2 separate regions of the Homo sapiens genome follow, and region 2 is linked to region 1. Evidence: chromatin loops called from intact Hi-C (ENCODE). Cell type or tissue: Calu3. All regions are shown on one strand. Links, peaks and the distances in the headings refer to the core of each region. The heading gives the core; the rest is flanking DNA. Region 1 has its middle 51 kb from the start of PPP1R2B. Region 2 overlaps SGCD (sarcoglycan delta).

Region 1 (8,693 bases), core at 2,898-6,897:
AAAACATATTGTTGAGGAAACAACAAAAATGATATCTACAACATGACAATGCTGAAATACACATTTCATATACAGAAAGAATACTAATTATTCTTTATGAATACCTGTGTTTTTAAAAGTATAAAAATATGAATAGAAATAATTCTCAGCAATGTTAAAATTGCAGTTACTTCTAGGAAGGGATAAATTGTGAGCTTCAACTGTATTAGTATGGTTTGTTTTCTTAAACTTCTTAAACAAAATATCTAAAGCAACCATCACAAAATAACTTTAAGTCTAGGTGCCTGTTTGTTACATAAACCTCTGAACTTTACAGAAAAGTTTGTAGTGTTTCATAAAAGTACTTTTCTTTTTTTTGAAAACAATGCTTCCCAGTATCAGTTGTCTCTCCATACTCACCCTCCCCTGTTACCAGATGACAGGAGCATGAGCTTTGTACTTCTGGGGCTACCTTGGAGACTTAAAGGGCTCCAATTATGATTGAGAGCATATTTCCTGTCTACCTTAAAGGAACAGAACCTCGTAGTTGAAACTAGATTTATTGAAGTAACATTTTTAAAACATTTCTTACAGAATTGCATTACGAACTTTATGCCTCCTATACATGCATGTCAAGGAAGTCAGGGAGAAATAAAAAGCACACAGAAAGAATATGCCAGGTTTAGCAGCTTATCATTGAGAAAAGGCTGAAAACCATAACAAACTGAGCATCAGGGAAATAATAAATCATGGTACAATCATATATTTTATTCAGTAATTAAAAATCATGTTTTCTGACTGCATGGATGACATAGAACAGTAGCAAATCTTGCAATTTTTTATAAAAAACTAACTGGAAAACATGATGCAAAATTAAAACAGCACCATTTTTTGAATCATGTAAAAATGTCAATGGGGGTGGAAAGGCAAGAAACATCTCTCACTCAGCGTTTTTCTCTCCTTTTTCTCTGTACCGTTACATACTTTCCCAAACTTTCAAAGTGTGCACATATATTCCTATTCAATTTAGAAATAAATCTATTAAAGACACATTAAAATGGAAAAGAGCAATGCACCTCTTCTCTAACGTAAAAACAAATTGTAGTTTACCAAAGGCACTTTTCTCTGTCTTAGAACTTAACTAATGCTTTCCATTCTGTTTTGACACACGCTGAGTCTGCTTAAAGTTTTAATCTTGATAAAAAATAAGATATTCTGCTTATTTAGACATTAGAATGCACAGCCTGTGGCATCACTCCCTGTTCTGTTGAAGAGAATCATGCTCTGGTCTGATCATTATAAAGTCTCTCACCAGGCTACCCAGCTGGACTCTGGCAGCCTGGCAAGCAGGTACTTCAGTATTAAGAAATCAGCACTTGGAAATGTTAGGATGTTATATTTGTAAAGAAGAAGAAAATGCATACTAAAGAATCAAATGAAGAATGGGTTGTGGACGAGCACGGTGGCTCACACCTGTAATCTCAGCATTTTGGGGGCCAAGATGGGCAGATCACCTGAGGTCAGCAGTTCAAGACTGGCCTGGCCAACATGGCAAAATCCCAACTCTACCAAAAATACAAAAATTAGCTGAGCGTGGTGGCACACACCTGTAATCCTAGGTACTCGGGGCTGAGGCAGGAGAATCACTCGAACCCGGGAGGCAGAGGTTGCATAGTGAGCCGAGTTCCATACCACTGCACTCCAGCCTAGCCGATAGAGTAAGACTCTACCTCAAAAAAAAAATAAAAAAAGAATTAGTTGTGTTTCTTCCCCTCAGCTATCCTCTTAGGAGGAAAGAGGAAGAAAGAAAAGAAAAATAGAGGAAGAGACAAGGAGAATGAGAGAGAGAGAGAGAGAGAGAGAGAGAGAGAGAAAATGGAAAGAGCAGACCAGATCAGCTACCATAATTCAAATGCTCCCCCAAAATCATTTGCTACATTTGTAATACAGAAGCAGCAGCACACTTCAGTGCAAAGACACTTCATTTAAAATTAATAAGAGAATGAAGACATCATATGGAAGTTAAGAAATGAATTTTAAGTCAGTTTCAATCAGGGTGTTTGTGATAGGGAGGGTCAATATCTTGAGTCTGTTTCCTCATGTGCAAAATGAAACTATAATAATCACAAAGTGAACATCAACTGTTCCTGGTCTATCCAGCATTACTGACTTGGGAATCATCTCTTCCCTAGTCTCTGTGGCTCTGGAAAAGCTGCCAGCCATAGACTTGTGCATGGGTACAAAGCCTTGCTACTGTCAGTACCCATTCTCCTGGCCACCATGATTAATACAGGGGCAGACAGTTATGCCAAGGCTGGCTAACTAGAGTCTTTCCATGGGATTTTTCAGCTTGGAGCTGCAGGAAAAGGGCCTTTGCCTTTGGGTCATATGGCTGAAAATAAGGTGCCATCATCCTAGTCACAAAGAGAAAGACTTGCTGCAGTAGAAAAAAATAAGGATTGTCAAGTAACTCTTTGAAAAAAAAAAAAAAAAAAAACAATAATGAAGACAAAGCACATATAGAAGTATAGAAGGGGAGTGTTTGAGAAAGACTGAGTGAAGAGAGAAAGGAGGCCCTGGGCAGGGCCAGGAGCCTCAGGCAACAAGCAAGCGAACAGGGGACAATAGGAGCAAGACTTCTAATAGTAGGGGGATAACTAGCAAGTAGGATGAAGTGCAAGAGCTGGAGCAAGCGCAAACTGTGGAGAGAAGATGAAAGAGGGAAGGAAAGTACAAAAGGGAATAAAAGGTTGCAAGCCAAAGAGATGGGAAAGATAATCAGGAAGATATTCGATTAAGGGAAAAGGAGTGGGTGAGGGAGAAAGGAAAGAGGGATTGAGGGATTGCAGGTTGTGGAAAACGGGAAGAAAAGAGAGACAGCAAGGAACAGAAGCAGACAGCCTGAGAGATAGAAAAGAAGGAAAGAAAAGAACAGGGAGACTGAGGAAGTAGAGAATGAGCTCAAAAATCTTCCATACATTCTCATTGCATAAAATGACTTGGAACTCTTTTCTGGCATTCCAAGTATGTAAAACTTTGATCTATATCTAACTTTTCAGCCTCATTTGTCACTATTCATACTAGCACATGCCTACTTGAGTTTTCGAGATGCATTCCTGCTTTTTCTACTTCATTGCCCCGACTCATGCTATTGTATCCTCAGTCTAGATTGTTCTCCCTGACTTCATTCCCCTTTGGACATATTGGCCAAACTTCAGTGCAAAGTTTAAACATACCACCTCCAAGAAGGCTTCTGAAATGTCCTGGTTGGAATTAATTTCTTCTCTCAAACTACCTGTTAATATTACTTTATTATGGCACTTATTTGCCTCATACATCTCTCTTAGTTTGTGAGGATTTGGAGAACAAGAGCTGTGCCTTTTTTTTTTTTTTTTTTTTTTTCTTGAGCTCCTTTGACTGAAGTTCTAAGTTCTTTACAATAGAAGTCACCTAATACATGCTGGACTTAAATACTAGCCAAGTAGCTATTGACATTGTCAAATACTGACTATTCTAATATATCATCCAAACAACTTATAGGACAAAGCTGAGTTTCTTCTTACTAGGGAAGGAAGAACACCACCTTAACAGAGTGGTGTTATATTATTAATAATACAATATTATTTATAATATTTATTTTCTTGGGCAAGCATTTCCTGTGTGGGGGTCATTGGGTCTTGGCCCCCTAAAGGTTCACTGAAAATTCACTGGCATGAGGTTGATTAATAGGAGAAAAGACATAACATGTTTATTTAATATATATACATGGTGGCCTTCAGAATGAAGACCCAATTTTCCAATGAGTTACAGAAACTTATATACCACCCTGAGACCACAGTAAAGAGTTTACACTCAGAGCAAGGCCTGAAACACGTTTAGTGGCAAGACAGGTTAGGACACAGACAAAGGGAAAGGCTTGGCTAGCAAAGGTGGCCTTGTTATGTAGATAAAGCCTCCCCTGGAAAGGGGAGGGGGCACAGAGATTCTCTACAGATACACATTTTCCCCAGTTTCAACAGCTTGGGTGTGGCTGGGGGCAGTAGGGGGGTGGTGGCAGCAGGGGCAGGAAGAGCATCAGGATAAATAGCTAGTACATGTGGGACTTAATACCTAGGTGATGGGTTGATGGGTGCAGCAAACCACCATGGCACATGTTTACCTATGGAACAAACTTGCATGTCCTGCACATGTATCCCAGAACTTAAAATACAATTAAAAAAAAAAAAAAAAAAAAAAGACAACTTTGCAAGGCCACTTCTGTTTGCTGGCCAAGTGGCAGCCATGTCAAAATATGTCAAAGAAATACATTTGTGGGCTAAAATATTTTAATTGCCTTCACTTGGAAGAGTAAATTCATAATGATGAAGACGGTAGAATAATAAAGTTACAATAATGTGAAGAGTAGTAATCTGTGTGTGGCGTGGGGGGATGGCTTATTTCTTGACATCAATAAAAATGTGCCAGCCATCAAGTTAAGAGCATTATAAAAGTGGATTTTAGAAGAAAATGAGAGGTAAAACACTCCAAAACTTCTTTTTTGCTTCATCATCCTGTGTTTTGCATTAGTCAATTGCCTTATTCTTTTAAATGGAACAAAAACAAGTAGAGCAGCATCCTGTGATTTAAACATACCCATATAGACCCTACTAGGCAATTTAAATCCACCGGTCTTTAGAATGTCAAAGATGTCCCCAAGGTTCTGGAATGTTGGAGAGGAACAAGAGAAAAGGATGAAGTATGGGGACTCCTGAGTATGCCAGGGATGCTAAATAAGCTTATTTTGCCTACCAATATTGAGTTCCTAGAGGGCTATTTTGAAAGGATTCTGAGGCCATGTCTGGACTTTGCAGAAAAGAGCAGTATGATGTCTGAAGTCTGCAAACTGCATGGGAAGGGTGGAATTTGCCCTTTCTGAGTTATTGAGTTGTGGAAAGACTATACTCATTGTTTAATTCCATTCAGACACCTTGTTTGCTTTCGTTTTCTCATTCTTCCTGGTAGAGCCACATCAATCCCAAGTAGCTACTGTGTCTTTATTGCCAAAACCTCTGAGTGGAGCCTCTGGAGGGTTCCATGAAAATACTGGTATTCTTTCAGAGATTCTTACAGTCATGTAGCATTCTTTTCTGTTTTTTTTGTTTGTTTGTTTTGTTTTGTTTTTTTAATAAAGACAGCATCTCACTTTTGTTTGTATGTTTTATAGAGACAGGGTCTCATCATGTTGCCTAGGCTGGTCTCAAACTCCTGGGCTCAAATGATCCTCCTGCCTCAGCCTCCCAAAGTACTGGGATTACAGGCATGAGCTATAGTGCCCAGGCTCACGTAGCATTCTTAAATGACAGCTAGAATAGACTCGGCTGAGGGAACTGAGGTAAATATTAGGAATATTGATTGAGATACAGAAGTAAATATAGTATCTCCATGCCCCTTGACCACTGATTGACCTTACATTTGGGATGTGACCCAAACTAGTCAAGAGAATCCTTCTTTAGGATTTTGTAATTTGAAGCTAGAGAAAGAAACTGTCTCTTTTGGGATAGCATTAGGAGACATACCTAATGTTAAATGATGAGTTAATGGGTGCAGCACACCAACATGGCACATGTATCCATACGTAACTAACCTGCACATTGTGCACATGTACCCTCAAACTTAAAGTATAATAAAAATAAAAATAAATAAATAAATAAAAATAAATAAAACAGTGTTCTGGGCCATATGAATAAAAAAAAAAAAAGAAAGAAACTGTCTCTTTTGTTTCTTGGGTTCCTAAATCGGCTTGGGTAAAGCCTAAAACTGTTGCAGCAGTGCCACTGTCCATACCTTTCCCTGTACCTGATGCAAGAATGAATCTAATCTGAAGAAGCAAAAACCGGGGCTAGCCCATATAGAGAAACATTGCACAGAAAGCAAGAGTAAGAGGGCAGGTGACTTTATGAATTTTGAGGATTGCCCTACTCACAGACTTTTCAGTTATGTGAACCAATAAATTCCTTTCGCTGAAGCCAGTGTCTGTCATTTCAAATTCAAAAAAAATCTAATTTCCTTAGGACAATACCTAATGATCAGTCTCAAATTCTAGAGACAGGCCTAACTTTGATGTTCTTCAGGAATCCTCATCTCTTCGGCAGCCTCCCACCCACTGCCATAGATTTCATAAGCTAGAAACAAAGTTTTCCATTTTACATTAGAAATGGATTTCATACCAGTCATCTGTATCTTTTGTACTGCATGGAGCCCAGATTAAAACTCACATAAATTCACAGGAGACCAAATATACCTGTTAGTGATGACTGCTGTACATCAAAGAAAATGACTGAGGCAAATCTCCATCATTGTGGAGGTTTATTTTGCCAAGGTTGAGGATGTGCCTGGGAAAAAGACACAAGCCACAGTAGAATCTGTAGCCTGTTCTTTTTCCAGAGAGGATTTTGAAGACTTCAATATTTAAAGGGGAAAAGCAAGCAGGAGGGGAAAGCGGAAAGAAAAAAAGGGGGAAGGCTATAGTCACATTCTTGTGAGGCTTTGATTTGGCTTACTTAGCCCATATGTTGCACATGAAAAGGAGGGGGTAGAAGAAACAATTATGTATTCATCTCATACTCAGTAAGTCTGAATTTTTACATAAGATAAACAGTAGAGGATGCAGTCAAATACGTATTCATCTTGGGACGGGAGGGACAATTTCTAGTCTCCCCTTGTTCCATATTTGTGAAGACAAGCTGTTCATTTACATTGTCAGTGTGAGGGGGGCCCCCTGTGGAGACACGTGGCCTTCTATCTGTAGCTATCAGTTTAGGAACAAAAGGAATGGCAGGTTTTTGGGTATTTTTGTGACTCAGCTTCCAAGCTTAACTTTTCCCTTTGGCATAGTGAATTTAGGGTCCTGATATTTTATTTTCCTTTCACACTGTATATAGATGGCTAAAATGGGAGAGAAATTACATGAAGCCATTTTGAAAGAAAAGAAAACAGAAAAATATTCATATGATTCCTAGCCACCTCTTTCAGTCTCTAGAAACATCCTAGGGAAATGACAAAATTCCAAAACAATCCTATTTTTTTGAAAAACGATTTTGGAAAAGAACAGGAAAGCCTGCTCCTCCCAGTGATGGCACTGCTTTAATTAGCCTGTAAGGGTCCTGTCTGGTCACTGCAACCCTTTTCTAATAATGCACATGTCTCATTGGCTTCCTTAGGCTAGTGTTTTGTCAGCTCTGTTTCCTGTATCCCATGAATTGTGTTGAGATGCAGCAGAGAGACTTTGTCAGGAAAAAAGGGGAATGCAATAGGACCTCTGTCCTCTTGCTGCCTTGCATCAACCAGAATCTCTCTTTTAAAAAATTATCTTTTATGTAGTGGGCTCCCAAAGAAAACTGAGGGGAAAAAGGATTGGGACTGTCTAAAAAATTTAGAAACTAGCTGCTTTAACTATATAAATAGCATAAATCCAGGTAATGCATTTTTAACCCAGATGTTGAAGGTCTTAGATAATGGAAGAAGGTACCACTGCTTTTACGTAGATGAAAGTACCTCTGGCACCATAAATTGCGTTCAGTGTATTAATCTAAAAGCATCACCCCATGTCTGCCAACCCTTTATTAGAAAATAAGATTCTGTTAATCTTGCTTTCCAGAGTATGTACCAACCGATGAGTTCTGCATTTATTAAGAAGTAAAATAAAGATTGAGACAGGGCACTAGTGATGCCTCTGGGGTTTAATCACTTGGGCTTATCATCAGTCTTATGTGAAATTCCACCTTTGAGATCAGAAGTTCAGCATGCAAATAAACCTCTATTGTTCCAACACAGAGACCTCCATACATAAGTAACATTTCAAGGCATTCTCTTTACATGTAATCGATAATACAAAAAACACCTGGGCTCGCACTCTTTGATACAAAGGAGAGGTAGAAAGAGGCTACTAGGAAACATTGGTATGACAAGCCTTTAAATACATTATGCTTTTAATAGAACTATTCCCCAATACATCAGGAACTAAAGTTATTGTGATCTTGTTAATTTTACAATTCTGTCCTTTTCCATAACCAAAAAAGGCCTTAAAAGAAAAAGACGAACCTCTAATTCGTCATCTTACTCCCCATCTTCAAAGCAGACTTTCTTTTCTCCCTTGCATTTAGATTCTATTCTTCTGCTTGAGTAGTAAGTTCAGGGAATTTTCAAAGAGACAAAAGCTACTCAAAAGAATATAAATGTCAAACACATGTAAATTTCTCCTGCTCCATTTTTCCCCAAGTCAGGAATGTCCTTTGTTGTCTCCTGGTATGTTTCAGCTGGCTGACATCTCTGGTTGAGGAGCAATCATCCGGGCAGCATCCTTACAATGTAATGACAATCAGTTACCAAAAATGTGCAGGCACTGATAACAGGATTCAGAAGGGTCAGAAACGAGTGTAAGAAAATAGATATTTTAAACAAGTGCACAGCAGCTGCTGCCGACCTTAGCTTAAGATTGCATCCAAAACGTTTATTAATTTTCTTCTCTAAAACAAAGGGAAGCCAAATGAAATCCTGATAAAGGGTCATTGTGAAGAGGGGGAGAACACTTTCCCGTTTAAATGGTATTCCTGTAGTTAAATTAAATTCTTCCAAAAACATCTTTTCTCCCACTTGTTCAGCCAAGAAGAGGGAGGTGTTAAGGAGGAGGAAAGACATATCTTCAAATTTATACCTTCTTTGAGGACGATTCTACA
Region 2 (4,000 bases), core at 1-4,000, 110 kb before region 1:
GTTGTATGGGAAAAAATAGGATGACTGTTAAAGTCAGATGGTTAAGGAGATGGCAAGGATACTGTAGTCTTTGAAAGTCAAAATGAGATCCAGAGCCGGGTGCAATGGCTTACTCCTGTAATCCCAGCACTATGGGAGTCCAAGGTGGGTGGATTGCTTGAGGTCAGGAGTTCAAGACCAACCTGGCCAACATGGTGAAACCCTGTCTCTACTAAAAATACAAAAATTAGCCAAGAGTGGTGGTGGGTGCCTGTAATTCCAGCTACTTGGGAGGCTGGGGCAGGACAATCGCTTGAACCTAGGAAGTGGAGGTTGCAGTGAGCCGAGATTGTGCCACTGCACTCCAGTCTGGGCAACAGAGCGAGACTCTGTCTCAAAAAAAAAAAAAAAAAAAAGAGAGAGACCCAAACTTCCATTATAGACAAACTAGAACTGCATTGTCTACTAGGTACATGTGGCTATTTAAATTAATTACAATTAATAAAAATTCAGTTCCTCAGGCATGCTGGCCATAGTGCGAGACTCAATAGCTATGTGGCTGCTATACTGGACCACACAAATGTAGAGCACTTGCATTGCAAAAAGCTCCCTTGTGCAGAGGTGAACTAAAATAAGGGTCAATAAATTTTTTCTGTAATAGTAATATTTTAGGTTCAGTGGACCATACAGTTTGTGACATAATTACTCAACCCTGCCATTGTAGTTCAAAAGCAGCCACAGAAAATACCTAAAAAAGTGGATGTGGCTGTGTTCCAATAAAACTGTATTTATGGACAGTGATAATCAGAATTTCAAAATTTTCATGTCATGAAGTATTCTTTTAATTTTAACCATTAAAAAATGTAAAGCCCATGCTTAGTTTGCATGCCATGCAAAAACAGATGACAGATCAGATTTGGCCGATGGGCCATAGTTTACCAACCCCTAGATTGGAATATTATGGACCCCAGCAACCGAATTAGCATGTGCTGAATATCTGCATATGCTAGATTTGCTGAACATGAATAAAAGTATAAAATGTATGTATATTAGCACCAAGTTTCATCTGTTCTTCATTATCCAAATCAATAATGCAAATCAGAGAAAAATACACATCAAAATTATATGAACTGTTAGAATGTAAAAGGAGAAGCTCTTAATATATCATGATGAAAAGGAAATTTTGATGTGTGGAACTGATATTAATATGCTAGACTTTCAACTTGTGACTAGGTAACTTTCATTTTCACATAAAAATCAAATTAGAAGTTCACAGTAAAAAACAAATTCCCACATAAATCCCAATTTCCTGAAATAACAGTATTTACAATCCTAAGCATTAATCATCTCAAGACTCTACAAAGTACTTAAAGAAAATGCAGTTAAGTACAATAATGACCTTCCTCATTTATAAGACAATGAGAATGAAGAGTTTTCTTCTCATCTAACAATTCCTATCAATTGACAGTAGTTGCCTGAAGTCCTGAGATGAGGAGTATCGTGATTGACTATTAATGTCTGCCATGGGTGACAGCGTGGGGAGATATGGCACAAGTGCTAGATATCTGCCATTCCTGCATCAGCAGCATGATGGAGTGGGGAGAAACAAATTAGATTTTGCGCCAGCTGAAGATCTAACTCTGCTATACATGAGGCTGTTTATTTTTAACCTTTTATTATAGAAAATTTTAAACATATACAAAAGAGACAATGGTATAATGAACCTCTATGTACCTATCACCCAGCTTCAACAATTATCAACTCACAGCCAATTGTTATTTCATTTTTCCATCTCTATATTGTTTAGAAGCAAATCACAGACATCATAGCATTCACAAACTGTTTTTCTGACCAGTGGCTAACTGCCTAACGTGCCTTGGTTGTTATAAAATAAATGCTTTTAAATTGCTAAGTGTTTTTTAGTGTGTAATATTAAGAGGAAATCAGACTGAGATAGGTTATATTTTAGAAAGGGTCTAAAAATTAATGATTTGTTTTAGAAATCAACTGCATTGTAACCTAATTAGCCTGCAATTTGTATGTACAAGTTTGTAGACAAAATTTAGTGTATGTACTTGGAAGTATGCAAAATCCTCAGGCTCAGCTTGCAATTATTATGCACTAACCGTGTGCCAGACACTATACACAGCACAGTCACCTCCTTTTATCCTCCTCAGAGCCCTGTAAGACACTGCTATCACAAGACAAACTGAGGCACATGTACTAAGCAGTGAATCTGAGGTCACTCAGCCCGAAAGAGGAAAAATCACAGAATAATGTACTGTTTTAATAAAACATGGCTTCCAATACACCTAAACTTCCTTAGCCATATTCAACCAGAACTTATAACTTTCTGATGTTCCATTTGGTAGATTTTACTTTTTCTACTCAAGCTGTGTTTGAAACTAGAGTCCAATAGCTACACAAAGTTCAGATATGTCTGACAAAAACCTTGAAGAGAGACATGGAGGGAAACAAGTAAGTTTAGAGCTAATATTTGTTTTTCATTAATCATTTGCTTTTCTCACTGACCCTGTCAGAGAGATAGGGCACATGCTCTGACTGCCTATAGAGAAGGAGACCAGTGCCTCCTTCATCCCCAGACTTCAGAAAAGAACTACATGAACTGACCTCTATACCTTCTTTATGCTCTTTCACAATCGTTTAATTTTTATCTTGAGAAATAGTTGAGAAGGTGAAAATGAATATGAGAAAATACTCTTTAGGAATATTAGGGTGCAGATACCCATTTTATGTTAAATATTTAAAATGTTGGGGACATCAATACATCTGTTCAACATAGTGTAGTGATGAAAAGGAAATTGTTTAGAGGCAGAAGGAACTGACCTCTAATTGTCTGGTTGCTCCTGAGCTAGTCACTTTTCTATGGTCTTGTTTTCTCAGTAAAATCAGAAGGGTAGATTGTATCACAAATTGCAGTTGACAGTCTGTAGGTGTTTAACATATGGATTGTAGTTTGGTTTTGGTTTTCTAATTGGAATTAGCTGCCAATACTTAGAAATTGAAGGATTTTCTATCTTTCCTGGACCCTCCTTTTACATGGTAAGAATCGGGGATCTTCTAATAGAGCTTCTACCCTCAGAGAGGATGGGTAGCCTATTATTCTCCCCATTCTTCATTACTTCTTATTGTTTCCCTGACACAGGCTGACAGTCAGGTGCCCTTTATCATTGTACTTGCAATGACTTGTGATGTATTTCACTCTTACATTCCCTGCCTGGGCCCTGGAGACATCTGCAATTGCAACCTGGATTTTTTGAACTCTAAGAGGTTCTATGGTTGTCTGGTAAAATATAACATCTCCAGTAGCTAAGGCTGCAATACATTGTCTAATTAAAGTTTTCCAGCAGTGGGAGCTTTGGCGTCTAAACTGCAGAACTCACCTTCTCACCCAGGTCACTGTAATTTCCAGAGGAAGTGCTGACTCCTGGATCTGGGAGTTGAGGTGAGCTTGTTGGATTCTGTTTAAGTACATCTCCTCTGCCTTCTCTTTGCCTTGGTATTCAGCATTCACTGACAGTTCCTTTAAACTTCTTGGGCATTGACATTCAAATCTGAACAATAGCCAACTCGATTATTCTGGCCACTTGCTTTATCATTGTCTGTCTGTATAGTGCTTTACAATTTTTAATTTTTTTTTCTAAATATTGTTTGCTTTTCACACTAACCCTGTCAGAGAAATAGAGCAGAAATTGCACCCACTGTATACAAGTAAGGGGAAACAAGATATTATTAACAGAAGTTTTTATTCTTCAGCCTTTCCTCTTAAAACCAGACCCTGGTACTTTGTTTTTAAAGCTATTTCCTAAATACAAAAATAAAAATGTGTTTATTTAATTAAAACATCATTCTCCAAGACCTAAAGACTTTTAGACTACATTATTCTCCTCCCCACTGCGACATAATTGAAGATTGATATGATACATTTTTTTAATTAGGCCCGTCTGGTTTTCCCACTGAGAAAAAAGGAATGTGTCATCTTTATGCCAGCTGACTTAAA

Evidence for each region. Hi-C counts contacts between places; a loop is a spot of excess contacts. Peaks named below come from ENCODE experiments on the same cell type or tissue, not always from the same donor. Only the 100,000 strongest peaks of a DNase experiment are listed, where the experiment ranks them.
Region 2: it touches region 1 in a loop (1.8-fold over the local background); 1 of 110 quality-filtered maps calls a loop at or near these places.

The regions. Positions count from the first base shown.
Region 1 is chr5:156,794,452-156,803,144 of GRCh38, forward strand. No RefSeq gene overlaps it. Among named protein-coding and RNA genes, the nearest start is that of PPP1R2B, 51 kb to the right of the region's middle. RefSeq lists enhancers at 3,714-4,215, 7,614-8,505. In Calu3, for the core only: no CTCF peak of the experiment used is centred there; a DNase peak (open chromatin) is centred at 4,890.
Region 2 is chr5:156,690,832-156,694,831 of GRCh38, forward strand. The region is part of intron 7 of SGCD (sarcoglycan delta); the gene reads left to right. Among named protein-coding and RNA genes, the nearest start is that of PPP1R2B, 160 kb to the right of the region's middle. In Calu3, for the core only: no CTCF peak of the experiment used is centred there; no DNase peak of the experiment used is centred there.